Linked DNA regions of Homo sapiens: all the other regions are linked to region 1. Evidence: chromatin loops called from intact Hi-C (ENCODE). Cell type or tissue: PC-9. All regions are shown on one strand.

Evidence for each region. Hi-C counts contacts between places; a loop is a spot of excess contacts. Peaks named below come from ENCODE experiments on the same cell type or tissue, not always from the same donor. Only the 100,000 strongest peaks of a DNase experiment are listed, where the experiment ranks them.
Region 2: a loop joins it to region 1, with 6 times the contacts of the local background. A loop is called at or near these places in 1 of 110 quality-filtered maps.
Region 3: a loop joins it to region 1, with 4 times the contacts of the local background. A loop is called at or near these places in 1 of 110 quality-filtered maps.

Annotation. Positions count from the first base shown.
Region 1 is chr2:28,507,349-28,509,848 of GRCh38, reverse strand. The region is part of intron 1 of PLB1 (phospholipase B1); the gene reads right to left. Among named protein-coding and RNA genes, the nearest start is that of PLB1, 13 kb to the right of the region's middle. In PC-9, no CTCF peak of the experiment used is centred here; DNase peaks (open chromatin) are centred at 1,348 and 1,848; H3K27ac peaks cover 588 bases.
Region 2 is chr2:28,435,546-28,438,045 of GRCh38, reverse strand. No RefSeq gene overlaps it. Among named protein-coding and RNA genes, the nearest start is that of FOSL2-AS1, 42 kb to the right of the region's middle. In PC-9, no CTCF peak of the experiment used is centred here; DNase peaks (open chromatin) are centred at 375, 745 and 1,125; H3K4me3 peaks cover 431 bases; H3K27ac peaks cover 2,500 bases.
Region 3 is chr2:28,408,319-28,410,818 of GRCh38, reverse strand. FOSL2 (FOS like 2, AP-1 transcription factor subunit) reads right to left here. Exons shown (of 4, transcript NM_005253.4): 3 at 1,953-2,060. Among named protein-coding and RNA genes, the nearest start is that of FOSL2-AS1, 15 kb to the right of the region's middle. RefSeq lists an enhancer at 1,267-1,346. In PC-9, no CTCF peak of the experiment used is centred here; a DNase peak (open chromatin) is centred at 1,358; H3K27ac peaks cover 367 bases.

The DNA of each region.
Region 1 (2,500 bases):
ACCCCAAGGTGCTGTGGAAGAAATTATTGAAGCACTGTGGCATCATCAAACCCCAATCATGGAATCCCAAGGGAACTCTCCCCTTTTGAAAGGTTGTTTTGACATCAAGCCCATGGATATATGAAGGGCTTTGAACTCTCTGAAAAATTCCCACCAGAGTCAGGGCAGTCAGGGGAAAAAAACAAGCACTTTTCTATCCTGATGGGAATGCAAGAAAAAAAACACTTGTGTATGCTCTGAGAAACAGGTTTGGCCGAGATCAGTCATCCAAGTTGGACAGGGCTGTGACCACTGGGGTCTGGAACCAACAAAGCACCATGGAGACATCAGGCTTTGACAAGGTAAAACCACATGTGCTTCTCCCTTAGGGGTTTACCTTCTAAAGCAGTGGCTCTCAGCCCATCACCTGCTACCTAGCCCCCAAATGCAGAGACTCAGATTTGACTGGCCTGGTGGGGCATGGGTATGCTGGGCACCAGAGTTTTTAAAAGCCCCTCCAGTAATGTTCACGTGCTTCCAAGGTTAAGAGCCTGACTCTACAAGGAAACCCAATGTGTGTTAGTCCAACAGCTGGCCACATACGGGTGGGGTGATTTCAAAAGCAAAATTAAAGCAGGGCATGCTCTCTTAATTTATGGATTTCCTTGATGTTCGTATACTTATGATGTGTCTGGAGTGCAATTTTCTAGCCCCTGTCCCTTCCTTGAGGGAATACAGCCATTTCATGACCTTGATTAAGCATCTAATCTATCTGAACATTGACTTCCTCATCTATAAAATGCAAATAGGACTAGCTTCCCTGTCTTCTTCATGAGGTCGTTATGAGGATCAAAGAACTGGAAAGGGTTGTGTAAGTGAGAGAGGGCCATACACAGGGAAGAGGTGACTTGTCTCCCTGGATGAAAGGAAGAAGCATCTCCTAGGCATCAGGGAGGACTTTCAAGGCCAACTCATGTGGCACTGAGGTCACTCTTCAGTGCACATTAAATTCTTGGGCTCTTTGAAAAGTTGTAATGCTCTCACTGTGACCTTAGGGGCAGGGTTTATGACCCTTTTGGCATTTTTACAGGCTCAGAGGGCCATAAGTGCATGCAGACCACACCAGCAAGGGTGTGGACCACACTGCTCTCCACTAAGCACTGAGCTGTGCTGGTGAGCTTGGAAGGGGAGGGCCCAAGTCAGCCAGTGTCATCTCCTGTGTGGTTTTGAATGATAAGCAGGTCCTGTGGGTGACTATGTGCTGCACTGCACAAGGTGGCTGTAAGCTGTCACCCTATGTGACCTATAGGGACTGTAGGATGCTGCATGGACCTGTGAGCAGGTGCTGCATGTGACTAGCTGTGGGTGCTGAGTCAGAAAACCATGAGTCATGCCTGGCTGACTGCTCCATTAAAATTCCAGGTGCTCTAAGGCGTATAGGATGTTAGCACAGCGTCCTGTCAGTGTGGTGCTTGGCCAGTCACGTGCTGCCACCAGTGGAAGGTGAGAATGGGGAGCAGAGAACCCTTCTGAGGTAGCTGGGTTGACCTCTGAATGTATGTCTCAGAATTCTAGAGGAGATGAGGTGAGCAGGCCTTCAAGATCATCTTGTTTACTAGATCCAGAGAGGCTAGCAAACCTGCCAAAGGCTATTCAGCAAGGTATAACAGAGCCATGTGTAGAACTGGATTCTCCTTAACCTAGTCAAGTACGCTTTCCCTGAGACCAAAGTCTCTTTGAAAGAAGGTTATAGAAAGACTTGTTACATGTGTTGTCTTCTATCCCGAATTTCCAGAAGAAATCTATTGTTTTGCCCTGTCTGTAGATCAGTATTTCCAGCTGTCCTTATTACCATTAGTCACTCTAGATTTACCATCAGGAATGCTGGCCAAAGAATGATTTAGGATCAACAATGTCACAACCTTTGGGTAGACACAACCTCTAGTCTGATTACAAAAAACATTCGAGATGGCTTGAAAAGTCTCAAACCATAATTAAATACTCTGTCCTGTACTGATGGTCCCAGAGAGACCACACCACCAATTACAGACCTCATTCCAGGCAGAGACCAGTGCACCCTCCTGTCTCCATCCTCTGATGCCCACAGATATCCAATATCATACACCCTGTGCCCCAAGGGAGGAAAGCAGTCCCAAAAGGAAATTACATATTCAAAGTTTATTTGTAGTTTTGCCCTTGGCCTCAGACAAGGGGATGCCTTACTTTTGCATCACATTTTCTTCAACTTCCTCATGGGATTGCTGTGGTTTGGATGTGTCCCCCAAAATTCATATGTTGGAAACTTGATCCCCAATGTAGCAGTGGTAGGAGGTGTGACCTATAACAGGTGACTAGGTTCTGCCCTCACAGATGGATTAATGTCATTATTGTGGGAGTGGTTTTGTTATAAAAGGATGAGTTTGGCCCCTTTTGTCTCTGTCGTACCCTCATTTGCCATTTTGCCTTCTGTCATGGGATGGCACAGCAAGAGGGCCCTCACCAGATGCCAGCCCCTCAATCT
Region 2 (2,500 bases), 72 kb after region 1:
TCCACAGACCAGGCATGGAGGACGGCCCTGGTGGGGCCACCTGCCCATAATCCCCAAGTGACTCTGGAAGATTCCTCCTTTTGAAAATCATGGGGAAGGGGTTACCTGTTATGATTTTGGCATTCTGCCTTCTTTGTGACTGGTGGAAATCCTACAGACTTGCACCAACTTTCCTAAGACAATAGACTTCGGGGTTTAAAACATGTTAACACAATGTCTTTGAAACATTTAGAAATATCTTCACCACTCCCACCAACGTTGAGCATTTGTTTTTAAAAAATAAACACATGGCAAGAATGCCGTGCAGCACGCCAACGCGCAGGGGGCTGTTGTGCAAGCCACCCGCCCACGTGGTGGGTAGGAACCTGCCCACAGCTGTCGCCCTGCTCCTAACAACTCCTCCGGGCACACCCTGCTCATTAGGCCCAGGCCACGCCTGGCCGCCCAGACTCCTGGTTTAACCAGAATGCCAGGGGCGGGTGGGTGGGCGGCTCCTTGAACCCTGAACAATGGGCTATGAAAGAATGAATCTAGGCCCAGGCCTCGGGCCCAAGAGCTGGGCGCTGGCCCTCGGGATCCTCCCACAGCCAAGCCAAGGTTGGGCCTGTGGATCCTGCAGAAGGGGCCAGGGAGCAGCAAGGGGCCCCCAGAGGGAGCTGGCTGAGCTCTAGGCAGTAAAATTAGACTCCGTCTAGAGACTGCCTCGTTCAGTGGAAGGCTGAGCTGCAGCAGACATTATCTCACTCCTGCTCAATGTCCCCTCAGGCAGGTAAGGGATGAGGCTTGTTCCTGCTTTATAGCTGGGAGCCCAGGCAGAGAGGACAGGGCAGTTGGAGATGGAGAGAGAGGAGGCTGCCAGGCATAGCCCAGCACCTTCCCCACACCTGGGCAGAGGACCCTGCCGGCCTGTGCGGCTGCCCGCCTCCCCCCACCCCCACCCTGGGATCCACGCTGCCACCTCGGGGTGGGCCTGTGCCCTGCCTGAAACAAGCTGCCTGCCCCCCACCTTAGCTCACACCACCCACCCCCAGAAAATCCAGACCTCGCTCTCCTTCCTCCTCAGGGGCTGCCGCACTACCTGCCCGCTCCAAGGCCCTTTGGCAGGATGCCCTTTGTTTGCAGCACTCCCACCCTCGGGGCACCGTGTGGCATGAGGAAGCACAGGCTGCCTGGCCCATCCCTGCCTGGGAGGACATCTCACGAGTGCTTCTGCTAAGTCAGGATGAACCGGATTGGGGTTGGGCAGGTGGCAACACGCTGCTATTTATGGAGGCTCCTGCCCTTCCTGCTCCTGTGATTCCAGGAGGGCGAGGGCTGCGGCCATCCCCACCCGGTCACGGGACTCGGCCCATCCAGAGAGCCAGGCTAGAGCCACGACCGCAGGCTTGAAGGCTAGGAGTCTGCACAGAGAGACCACGAGAAGCAGCAGGCTGCAGGGGAGAGCCCTGGCTCAGACAGGAGACTCCAGGGGAACCAGCTAGCCCGGCCTCTGCCCACTCCTGGGGCCTCATCTGTTCAATGAGGGGGTTGGATTAAAAGAGATCCTCTCACTTCAGAGTTCCTCCACTGTCATTAGTCTGGGTTCCCCGACTCCCGATCCCTCCATTGCTCCTCTCATTAAAGTCCATTCTAATTAGGGGATTAGAATTCACCTCTGTCTAAATTAAAGGCTGGGCAGGGAGTGATGGCGGGCCGCAATGAACAGAGGTTGTGCAGGTGCAGATCTGGGCTGGCAGCCCTGGGGCACCTGAGAGGGGAGGAGAACAGAAGGCCCCGTCTGGCTCCACCTGCCTGACCTCCACCCCAAACTTGATCTTGTGGGTTTGGACCTAGAGTCCCCTCACAGAGAGGCCTTATGTGGGCCAGGGGTCACGCAGGATGAACAGGTCTGAGCCCTGCACTGGGGAACCCCGGGGTACCAGGAAACATCCACAAGGCTTGAAGAAGAATCCAAAGTCCTCCTAAAACCAACTCTGCTCCAGACATTCACCCACCAGCAAGACTTGGGACAAAGAAATTCCAAGCTCCAAACTCCACAAGCTCCTTCACTTACCATTTAGACTGGTTAATCATTTGTAGACTGTGTTTTGGTTTATAAGGTATTTTCCCATAAGTGATGTCATCCGATCCTCATAAAAAGACAATAGATATTTCTCCATTTCATAGATGAGAAAACTAAAGCTCAGGGAGTTTCAGCAGCTTGCTTACAAGATCCCAACTGGGAAGTAGAAAGAAACAGGCCTGCTAGTCTGGAGGTCAGATTCCAAGTACAGCATTCTCTTCAGAGCATGGAGTCCCTCTCTCCAGGCCCTAGGGACCCAGAAAAGCTCCACCAGCACCCAGACAGTGGGCTGAGTCCCTCCCAGCTAGCGAGGCTATGTGGTCTACAGTCAAAAGGGCCCAGAGATCCATTCCACTGTTGTCCTGGGCCCACATGTGGGCCCACAGAGAAGGATGGCCTCTCTGTAGTGGGTCAGAAACTCAGGGAAAACCTTCCCTA
Region 3 (2,500 bases), 99 kb after region 1:
AGAGAACATTTGGTTCAGCCACCACGCTTGACACAGAAGTAACGTGACAGCCCGAGAGGGCCTGTGAGGATGCCAGGGTCACCCCGCAAGGACCTCAGCCCCCTTCTTTCATCCCCAGCCAGAGAAGCAGAAGCGAGCAAGTGCACGTGGAGGGGCCGCTGTGGGAGGGGAAGAGGTGTGTGTCACCAGCCTCCTCCCCACGTTTTCCCTAACATGGATTCCTGTTCATCAGTGAGGACATACGGGCAAGGGCTTCGTTCAGCAGAGGACAGCATATTCCGGAGTGAAAAACAGTTTCCGTCTGTCTCAAGGGTCTGACGAACGTCATGAGCTTCTGAGAGGCTTCCTGTGGAGGATGTGGCTCAGGGGCCTGGGTGGCTGGGTCAGAGGGCGGGGGAGGTGGGGGAGGCAGGGGAGTAGGGTGTGAGGCCTCTGGGAGGAGGGAAGGAAAGTAGAGGAGCCTCAGGGGGCAGGGCTATTCCGGGGCGGGTGGTGAGGAGCGCCACATGGGGCACAGCTCCTTGAAGTGCCAATCACAGAAAGGTTAGTGGTGGGAGGGCCCGCTGAGGAAGTGGATTGTGGATCTGCCTCACCTGGGAATGAAGAATTCCCACTCATCCTCCCCGGCTCTAACACCTCCGAGGGCCATTACTACAGGCATCACAGAATTCACGCAATTCAATTCATTCAACACCCCAGAGTGAGGGCTGCAGGACAGAGAAAGACAAGCCTAAGTGGGTGGATGGTACCTGGAAACATTAACTCAAGTGAGGGGATGGGCCAGGCGTGGTGGCTCACGCCTGTAATCCCAGCACTCTGAGAGGCCAAGGCAGGCAGATCACCCGAGGTCAGGAGTTCGAGACCAGCCTAGCCAACATGGTGAAACCCTGTCTCTATTAAAAATACAAAAATTAGCCGGGCATGGTGGCAGGCACCTGTAATCCCCGCTAGTTGGGAGGCTGAGGCAGGAGAATGGCTTGAACCCAAGAGGCAGAGGTTGCAGTGAGCTGAGATCGTCCCACTGCACTCCAGCCTGGGCGACAAGAGCGAAACTCCATCTCAAAAAAATTATAATAACAAAAAAAGTGTGAGGGGATGTTTTCCAAAGCCCCATCCTGGGCAGTCACTGTGAGGACCACTGACAGAGTCTCTCTCATCTCCTCACTCTGAAAGCATTCCACTGGGGAGAGTCAACCCTGGCTCGGGGCTTCCTCCACACAGCACACGGCCCTTCCTGCAGGGCCAGGCTCTGAAGGGAGTTACGTGACGTTGGTCAGGTCAAGCTTAACAGAGGGAAGGGCAGGGCTGCGGGTCCCCAGGTCTGGGCAATTAGGCGGCACGGGAGAGTGACTCACAAGAGCAGCACGCGGTACCATGGCCACAGCTCTGAGTTCATGATAGAGGTGGGGAACCCGCCTGCCCATAAAGGAAATGAGAAAACCCCAAGAAAATACAACCCTGCTGCCACGTGACCTATCTCCATCAAGACTTCTCCCTGGCCCAACCCAGAGTGCTTAGGCCAGGCTGGGCCACTCCTGATGGCGGCAGGCATGGGAGTGGCTGGAACCTCGGGAAGCAGCCCTGGATGGGGCAGGTCTGGACCTGCCCTGGCTCCCACCCTCCATCATCCCTCACCCAGGAGCCCCCACAGTTCTGTGAGCAGAGAACACTCAGGTGCTGCGTAAAAACCGTGGCTAGCACCCCCACAGAAGGTTGTTCATTTCTTCCCTCTGGGCCCTGGCTGGTGCTAAACGCCACCTCCCTCTCTCTCTCTCTTTTCAATCAACACAATGCTGACCCATGTGTCCAAAGGAAGGAAAGCTCTATCTCCACTGACTCATCTGTAGGGCATTTGTGGGTAAGGAGACAGCTGTGGGAGAGAGGATCAGGACCCCCGGGGCTCTCACTCCAGCCCACCCAGAGGTGCTCCCACCCTACGCAGAGTTCCTCACCGCCTGCAGCTTCTCTGTCAGCTCCCGGCGTCGGTTCCGGCACTTGGCTGCAGCCAGCTTGTTCCTCTCCCGCCGGATGCGACGCTTCTCCTCCTCTTCAGGAGACAGCTAGAGGCCAAAGCCAAGGATCATGGTTAGAACAGAGACAATGGTTCACAGTATTTTTTAAAAACTGTATTTTAAGTAAGGCAAGAAGCCCTTCTGGAAATGGAGAAAGGAGAAGGAAGGGCAAGAGGAGCATGGCTGGACTCAGAGGCCCCAGAACATGTGGATCCCTGATGTCTGGCTGCCTGGGAGGGCTCTTTTGAGCTGAATCTGCCCCGGAAGGTGATGTCCAAGTTTAAAGTCCATGTTTAAACAGGACAGCAATGGGTCAGAGATTCACTGGCCCAGGCATGATGGCAGCACCTATCACATCAGCCCTGATTCAGTGCTCAGGCCAGAGAGAAGGAGCTGGGGATGCTTCTCCAAGAGTCCCCTCCTGCCAGCCAGGCGTGGCCCCACCCACTTAAGCAGCTTCTTCCAAACCCTGGCTAATTTCTCCTCCC